Regions from separate parts of the Homo sapiens genome. Here all the other regions are linked to region 2. The links are chromatin loops, found by intact Hi-C in ENCODE. Cell type or tissue: heart left ventricle. All regions are shown on one strand. Region 1 overlaps RBFOX2 (RNA binding fox-1 homolog 2). Region 2 has its middle 6.0 kb from the start of MB. Region 3 holds the start of RASD2 (RASD family member 2).

Region 1 (2,500 bases), 220 kb after region 2:
GTTATGCTATGTATTTTTAGGATATACTTTCTAAAAGACTACCCAAAGGTTAAAAAGATTAATTCCAAAATTAAGCTTCCCATTTTTAATTTTTATCTATTTTTATTTTTTACAAGCCCACGGCTAACAACACGAGCTCTCCATTTAAAAAATAAACATCTACAGAAATCTAAATTCAAAATAACAAATCACACTGAGAATACATAGTTTTTTGCTGTCTCCATAAGGACTGTTTGGCAACATGCAGTACCAGGCTTTTAAAAATGTTCTGTATTGGCCAGGCGCAGTGTCTCATACCTGTAATCCCAGCACTTTGGGAGGTTAAGGCTGGTGGATTTCTTGGGCCCAGAAGCTCAAGACCAGCCAAGGCAACATGGCAAATCCCTATCTCTATTGTGAATTCAATTTTTAAAATTTTAAAATTAAAAAAATGTGTTGTATAACACCATTGGCTGGCACACTGCCAATACAACATCATTACACCCGCTCCTAAATTAATAATCATTTTAACAATTCTGAAAGGAACACAGGAAATACAGGACCATCTGTGGAACCTGGAGAAACTGATGTAACATAGTATATCAGGCTCTATTCTGTGCATTTTACAGATATCTGTATACTTGTGGCATAATCCATAGTAATAATTTTAAAAAGAATGAGATCTTCAAATATTAGGAAAAACGCTGAGTAAAGTAATATAGATAAGTACTAGGCCTGTTCTTATTTAACACTTTTTAGAAGTGACCTGGAACACAGAATATATAGTACTCTCTGAATTTGCAACTGAAAAGCCAATCAGAAGGAGATAAAAAGCAGTCAAATTTTCTAAAGACAAAGTGAGTAAGCAGAAAATGGGCAGGTGAGTTTCACTGGAAGCAAGAGCAACCCAGTGTATTTTTGGAAAAAATCTTGAATCATACTAATGGGATAACTGTGTTTTCAGTTCTAATAATTGAAATAAACCTCAGAATCACTGTGTATCATTCTCTGAATCCTCTGGTTTATTACACTATTCTTGACAAAAAGCCTGGGGCACTAAGAAGATAGCATCTCCCCCACAATGTCCCCCGCCCCCATCCTTAGAAAAGCAGCAGCTACCTTGACACTTAGGTGTGACTGCAGCCTCCATACATCATGGAAAGAGACAAGGCCCCAAGGAGTTTTTTTGTTTTGTTTTATTTTGTTTTTAAAGAAAAGGGCAAATGAGGGGTCCCCACATGCAAAAAGTCCAAGACTAGGATAAAGGTTTCCTCAGGCCAGGAATTCATGCTACTTTTCTACATTTAGAACCAATATTTTACAGTGCAAATAGGCTTAAAAATTTATTACAGGAAAGAATTGGTACAAGCTTAAAAAAAATGTTACAATGATTTTTATAAACTCACTGAATGACAGGCTCATAGTGAGGTCTGACTGGCACAATGATATTTTGAAGTGTGTCCCTGGTATTATAGAGGACAATTTGCTCCCTGGTGTCCAAGAGAGAGAAGAGCAATTGAGCAGCCTGGGTCTGACCCAGCAAAACTGGAGTCCCCTGGTGGCTGAATGTGCCCGGTAATGTACCAAGGAGAAAATCATTTTAGGACATTTCCTGTATGTGTGTTTGGGAGGAGAGAGACAGGCAGGGGCTGGGAAGCTTTGGAACAGGGTGGGCACGATGAGATGTCAGCTAATGAAGGAGGCCCTGCCTTCTCCATGGACAAATCCCCAGCTTTCAGGACAGTGTCTGGGACGTGGTAAGTACTCAAGAAATATTTATTAAATAAACAAATGAAGGAAAGAGGTACTTCTCCCTGTAGTCTCAACTCTTTGAGTGTTTCATCCAATCTCCAGAACCCCAGCTTCCTTTCCTCCATACTACTCAATTGAAATTTACCTTACTGAAGTCACTGAAGACCTCCAAATCATGGCCAAATTTAATGGACATTTTATGTCTTCTTTGATTTGTCTGTGGTATTTGGCATTCCCTCCTTTGGGAAACTCTCACTCTTAACTTAAAATGATACCAGTCTTTCTTAACTTTCCTCTTTCCCTGTTCACCCTCTTCTCCATCGTACTCTTCTTCCTCCTCTACCATCCTCTCAATTGTTGTTGTTACTTGCAAGGTGTCATCCTCAGATCTCTTTTTACTGCACACCAGAGGTTCTTAACCCAAAGTGCATGGTTCCTAACACAGGCACCCCAGTAGAAATTTTTCTTATATGCATTTCCACGCAGAGAGGATCTGTAGTATTTATCAGATTCTCAAAAGGGTCCAAACCTCAAAGAAGTTAACATTGCTGACCACACTTGCTCAAGGTGTTCCAACTCATTCTATCACTTCAGTTACCAAGAATTTACCCTGACGGCTCCCACATTTCTATTTTTGAGCACATACATCTCTTCTGAACACCATGTTTCTATTCTTTTTCCCTTGAATATGGCCGACTATATGGGTTATTCATCCTTCAAGGCTTACTTCAGAAATCCCCTACTCCAGAAAGCCTTTCCTGACCCTACT
Region 2 (2,500 bases):
CACCAAGGGAGATCAAAGATGTGGCAAGAAGGAGAACTCTGGCTCCTCAAAGCCAGGACTCCCCACGATCTTCACTACTCTCTTCCTCCTCCTTCTGGGAACCAGCCTTTGGAGGCCAGTCTGGGCAGTGCCTCCCTCCTGCCAGCAGGCCCTCCCACCCCACCCCCAGCTTAGCTTGTGCCTCCCTGGCAGAGTCTACCCTCCTGGACCAGCGCCAGGCCAGGGCTCAGAGCAGGGCTGAGGCCTGGGAGTTGCAGGACCTGCTCAAGGCCCTTGATGGGGCAGCAGAACCCCCAAGCTTGCTCCAGACTCCCAGGAACCCACCCACCAGGGCTGCTCCTCTCCAGCCCCTCAGCATCCATCATACTGACCACAGCTCCCCTTCTCCCCAGCTGTCCTCGCAGAGCCTCCAGCCAAGCGGCCAGGGCTGGGGGTGGGGAGAGGTGTCTTATAGCAGCCGGGGAGAGGCACAGGGAACTAAAAATACAGTTTACATGGCAAGGCTCCTCCTCTCCCTGCAGGCCCAGAGGGGCTTATTGGAGGAGGGCTGGCAGGGACACAACATCCTAATCCCTTAGTCAACAGGTGTGGCCTGGGACACCGACCTGCCTCCCCCCTCCACCCTCCCCAGCCTTGGAGGCTCCGAGTGGCTCCTCCAGCTCCACCATCCACCTGTCACCTGGACAGAGACCAGCCCCGCCTCCACAGTCACCTAACCCCACATCCACCCATCCTCCCCTTCCTTCAAGGCCCATTGCATAGGAACGGCTCCCCTGCCAGGACTCCTCCCACCCCGCTCTACCCATTCCCAGCAGATGTGCCCTCTTCCCCACTCTGGCTCCAGCATGGGTGCAGCCTTCTCATCTCTCTTGCTTTGGGGTGCACCTGTCTGGACTGGCTTCTCCCCATTTCTACCCTGTGAGTGCCTCAGAGGCAGGAATATAAAAGCCACAAACTCATATTGTACTTAGTGCACACCAGGGACACCCCTCCTCCCAGCAGCCCTTTCTTTTGCAGGAGACACTTTTACAAGCGTCACTTTACACTTGAGAGAACTGAGGCACAGAGAAGTTAAGTAACTTACCCAGAGTCACACAGCGAGGAAATACCAAGCCCAAGATTGGGACCCAGGTAGTCTGGCTTCAGAGTCTCTGCTTCATGGCTAAGAACTGGTCTAATTTGGAGTCCTTCCCCCTCACTCTCTCACCTGCTCTACAGTACCTAGCAAAGGACCAGGCCAACATGCTCTTTGATTGTTTATTTTTGGATTGAGTCTGCCCAGGGTTTTGGCTTGCTGGAGGCAAAGGCAAAGACAGTCGGTGACCTTGCCCCAGGGCTGACAACGGGTGCCCTACTGCCATCTAGTGGCAACAAGGAAAAAAGCCTGCACCTCTGCCCTTCCATCTGGGCTCTCCAGTCCCTCAACCCAGCCAGTGGGGAGGGGTCTTTTTCTGTCTCTATATTCGTTATATTCATGGCGCCTTGCTTAGAAGACCATGGATGGCTTGCCAAATTATTAGAAGATGAATTGTGATCTTTTAATATTGTGATCCAGGAAAAGTGGCATAACTTTCCAAGGGCGCTTTTTTTTAAATCTGTAAAATGGAAATTTTGAAAAGAATAACCTACCTCAAATGTCACTATGAGGACTGAAAAAGGGAGCACTGGCCAGGCGCAGTGGCTCACGCCTGTAATCCCAGCACTTTGGGAGGCTGAGGAGGGAGGATCACTTGAGGTCAGGAGTTCAAGGCCAGCCTGGCCAACATGGTGAAACCCTGTCTCTACTAAAAATACAAAAATTAGCCAGGCATGGTGGTGCACTCCTGTAGTCTCAGCTACTCAGGAGGCTGAGGCTGGAGAATCGCTTGAACCCAGAAGGCAGAAGTTGCAGCGAGCCGAGATCACACCACTGCACTCCAGCTTGGGTGACAGAGTGAGACCCTGTCTCTAAAAATAAATTAAATAAATAAATAAATAAATAAATAAATAAATAAATAAATAAAATTAAGAAAAAGGGAGCACTGAATGTGGTGGATACATAGTGATAAAAGAAAAACTTCAGCCAAATTAAATGTAAAGGAGTTTAACAGAGCAGTGAATGATTTGCGAGCAGGGCAGCCTCCCGAGCCAGAGTAGGTCTGGAGACTCCACAGCTAAATAGTGGAAGATTTATGGACAGAAAAAGGAAAGTGACATACAGAAAACAGAAATGAGGTACAGAAACAGCTGGATTGGTTACAGGTTGGCATCTGGTTTATCTGAACATGGTTCGAACAGTTGGCTGCATTTGATTGGCCAAAATGCGGTGATTGGCACAGTGTAGGCTATAGTCTGTCTATACCTCCACTTGTTATAGTTCATGATGTACAGAAAAACTTTTAGGCCCAACTTAAAATATGTAAGGAGGCGGCTAGAGGTTAAACTTTTTTAACAACAGTAAGTGCTCAATAGTTGCTCACGGTGATATAAGGTATCCATGGTCCTTGCTCTCAAGGGACTC
Region 3 (2,500 bases), 83 kb before region 2:
GCCTGTGTGTGTCATGCCCAGCACAAACCCTCCCGGGCTGAAGCCAGTTCCCAGAGGCAAAGTCTGGATGTGGAAAATGCACCAGGCTGCAATCCTGCCACTTGCCACCAGGTGACTTTGGGCACATCCCCTTAGCCCCTCTGTGGCCTAAATTGGGGCATTAAACACAATCAGGTAGTACAGGTACTGCACCCTCCACCCCCACCTGCCCCATCCTCTCTGGTTAACTTTCCTGGAGAATCTCAAGATGTTACAGAGACAAGCAAAGCAAGTCACTTTCCATATTCAAAGTCCCAGGCCATTTTAGTACTTCTGTCATTCTGTGGACCCATCAATATCATACCCATTTTAGAGATGGCACAACCAGGACCCAGAGACTTTTCATGACGGCCCAGGGTCAGATATCTAGGTAGTTACGGAGACAGGACTTGAACGCCAGTCTCTCAGCCAATGGAGCTGACCCCTCAGGTGCCCTCCCAGACCCCTGCGTCCTCTCATGAGGTAGGGAGGCCAGATCTGGGTTGGGGGTGAGGCTGGCAGACATCCCTGAGGTCCAGGGATCTGGAACTGAGGGACACAGACACAGCATCCCATCCCTTTGCTGTATCACACAACGAGAACATTCTCTTTTAAGCCTCCTGATATGTGAAGGAGAAAGTCTCTGTTAGGTGCTAATGGGTATTTAACACCTCTCCAAACCTTGCCAATCTCCCTTTTTCACTGAGGGCACACATCTCAAGCCTTGGCAGGCCACGGTTTCCAGCTGGAATTTAATAACCTTGCTTTGTTTTCACTGTGCTTATTTTAACTCTTACTTTCTATTTATGGCAAGTGATACTGATTTCCCATTTAAGGCAGTGATATAATGATTCTCTAAAAAAACGTGTTTAAGGGGTGGGGAAAGTGGATCTGATATTTTAAAAAATATATTAAGTAATAAGTGGTGTGGAGATATGGCCCAGTGAGAAGGCCCGATGTCTGGCCTAGGTCAAGCCCCTCATTTAAAGGTGGGGAGGGAGAATGCAGGCAGGAGACGCAATGCTCAAGGCACCTGGTGTGTCCCCGTCGGCCGTGGTCTCTGAGACTCGCATGCCTCGAAGACCTCTGGCTACTAAGCCTAGGTGACTCCCCGCCCCTCTGGGCGACACGTGCATGGCCCATGTGCCAGTCCGCAGGGTCCCGTGGGCACCGTGAGCTCGGGAGGGAGGCGGCGGCTGGGACAGGCAGGTTGGACACCTGGGAGGGCACCCGGGGACTTCCGCGAAGGAGGAGGGCGCTGGAACCGTGGCGCGCTCGACCTGGCCGGGCGCAAGCCGCTGGAGACCCCGGCCGAGTGGGCAGGCGGCCGGACCCCATGCGGGTCACCTGCGGCCAGGCCGGGCGTGCGTGTGAGCGCGTGCGCAGACGTCAGCCTCCGAGGCCCGGGCCGCCTTCTGGGCAAGGTGCGCGCGCCCAGCGGCCCCGGCCCCACGCGCCCGGACACGCGGAACCGCAGACCGCGGCGCCCCGGAGGCCGCGAAAGGGATGGGCGGGGCCGGGCCGCGGGACCCGCCTCCCATTGGCCGGGCGCCGGGGCGAGGCGGGGCGCCGGGGTGGGGCGGGGCGAGCGGGCTCTGGGGGGCAGACGCTGGCGCTGGGCGGCGGGAGGCGCGGCTCGCGGGGGGCCGAAGGAGCAGGTGGGCGACGCTCGCAGGGGCGCGGGAGGGTGCCGCTGGGACCGTCATCAGGAGCCTGGGGTTCTGCCACCTTTCGGAGGGATCAGCGACCTCTTCGCCCTGCGGGTGACAGTGGGGCATCTGCCTGCGAGAGGGGGAAGGAGGGAGAACCCAGGGCCACACACAAAGTTCTCCTCATCTGGGGACAGGAGGAGGTGAAGGAGGAGGAGCCGGGTTGATGCTAACTTGGAGCTGCGAAACCTTGGGGCGGCGTTCAAGGCCCCCTCCCACACGCGCGCAGAGCAGAGCGCCCTGCTCCTCCTTCAGCTGCTGGCGTCGCCGCGCGGGGAGAAAGAAGCCGTCCCTCCGGCGCTGGGAGAGCTGCAGAGCCGCGGGCAGAGAAGGAGGCCGCGGCCGAGCCCGGCAGCCCGATACCCCCCATCCGAGCGACCCCCTTTGGGGCAGGCGGAGAAGGTGGCATAGGCGACCAGGAGGGTTCGCCCACCTGGGACACGCACCCACAGTCACCTCCAAAGGACCCCCCCTCCCCAAGTCTCTAGGAGCTGCTCCTTCATCACTGGAGTCGCCCCTACCTCTCTGCCCCCAGCCCGAGAGCCCCAGGCGGGGACCCCCGGATCGGACGTCCCCAAGCCTCCGGGCACCTGGCTCAGCAGGAGGCCCCCGGCTCGGGGCAGGGCAGGGCCGGCGGCGGCGAGCCGGAGCCCGCCCCCTGCCCGGGCCCCGCCGAGCCCTCGGAGCCCACCCATGGGGCACCTGCCCCTTGCGCCTCCTTGCCCGGCCGCGCCCAGCCCGGCGTCCCGAGCAGCGCAGGGGAGGATCCCCGC

What was found. Hi-C counts contacts between places; a loop is a spot of excess contacts. Peaks named below come from ENCODE experiments on the same cell type or tissue, not always from the same donor. Only the 100,000 strongest peaks of a DNase experiment are listed, where the experiment ranks them.
Region 1: it touches region 2 in a loop (3-fold over the local background); 60 of 110 quality-filtered maps call a loop at or near these places.
Region 3: a loop joins it to region 2, with 2.3 times the contacts of the local background. A loop is called at or near these places in 4 of 110 quality-filtered maps.

What each region holds. Positions count from the first base shown.
Region 1 is chr22:35,841,636-35,844,135 of GRCh38, forward strand. All of the region lies in intron 2 of RBFOX2 (RNA binding fox-1 homolog 2), which reads right to left. Among named protein-coding and RNA genes, the nearest start is that of APOL5, 130 kb to the left of the region's middle. In heart left ventricle, a CTCF peak has its summit at 1,513 (motif pointing left); no DNase peak of the experiment used is centred here.
Region 2 is chr22:35,622,107-35,624,606 of GRCh38, forward strand. It overlaps a transcript of MB not described here. Among named protein-coding and RNA genes, the nearest start is that of MB, 6.0 kb to the left of the region's middle. RefSeq lists enhancers at 1-477, 1,136-1,430. In heart left ventricle, a CTCF peak has its summit at 1,370 (motif pointing left); DNase peaks (open chromatin) are centred at 215 and 1,352; H3K27ac peaks cover 1,295 bases.
Region 3 is chr22:35,538,872-35,541,371 of GRCh38, forward strand. RASD2 (RASD family member 2) reads left to right here and starts at 1,960. Exons shown (of 3, transcript NM_014310.4): 1 at 1,960-2,500. RefSeq lists enhancers at 622-1,184, 1,185-1,747, 1,748-2,310 and a silencer at 1,432-1,651. In heart left ventricle, a CTCF peak has its summit at 115; DNase peaks (open chromatin) are centred at 1,560 and 1,930; H3K4me3 peaks cover 1,564 bases; H3K27ac peaks cover 1,142 bases.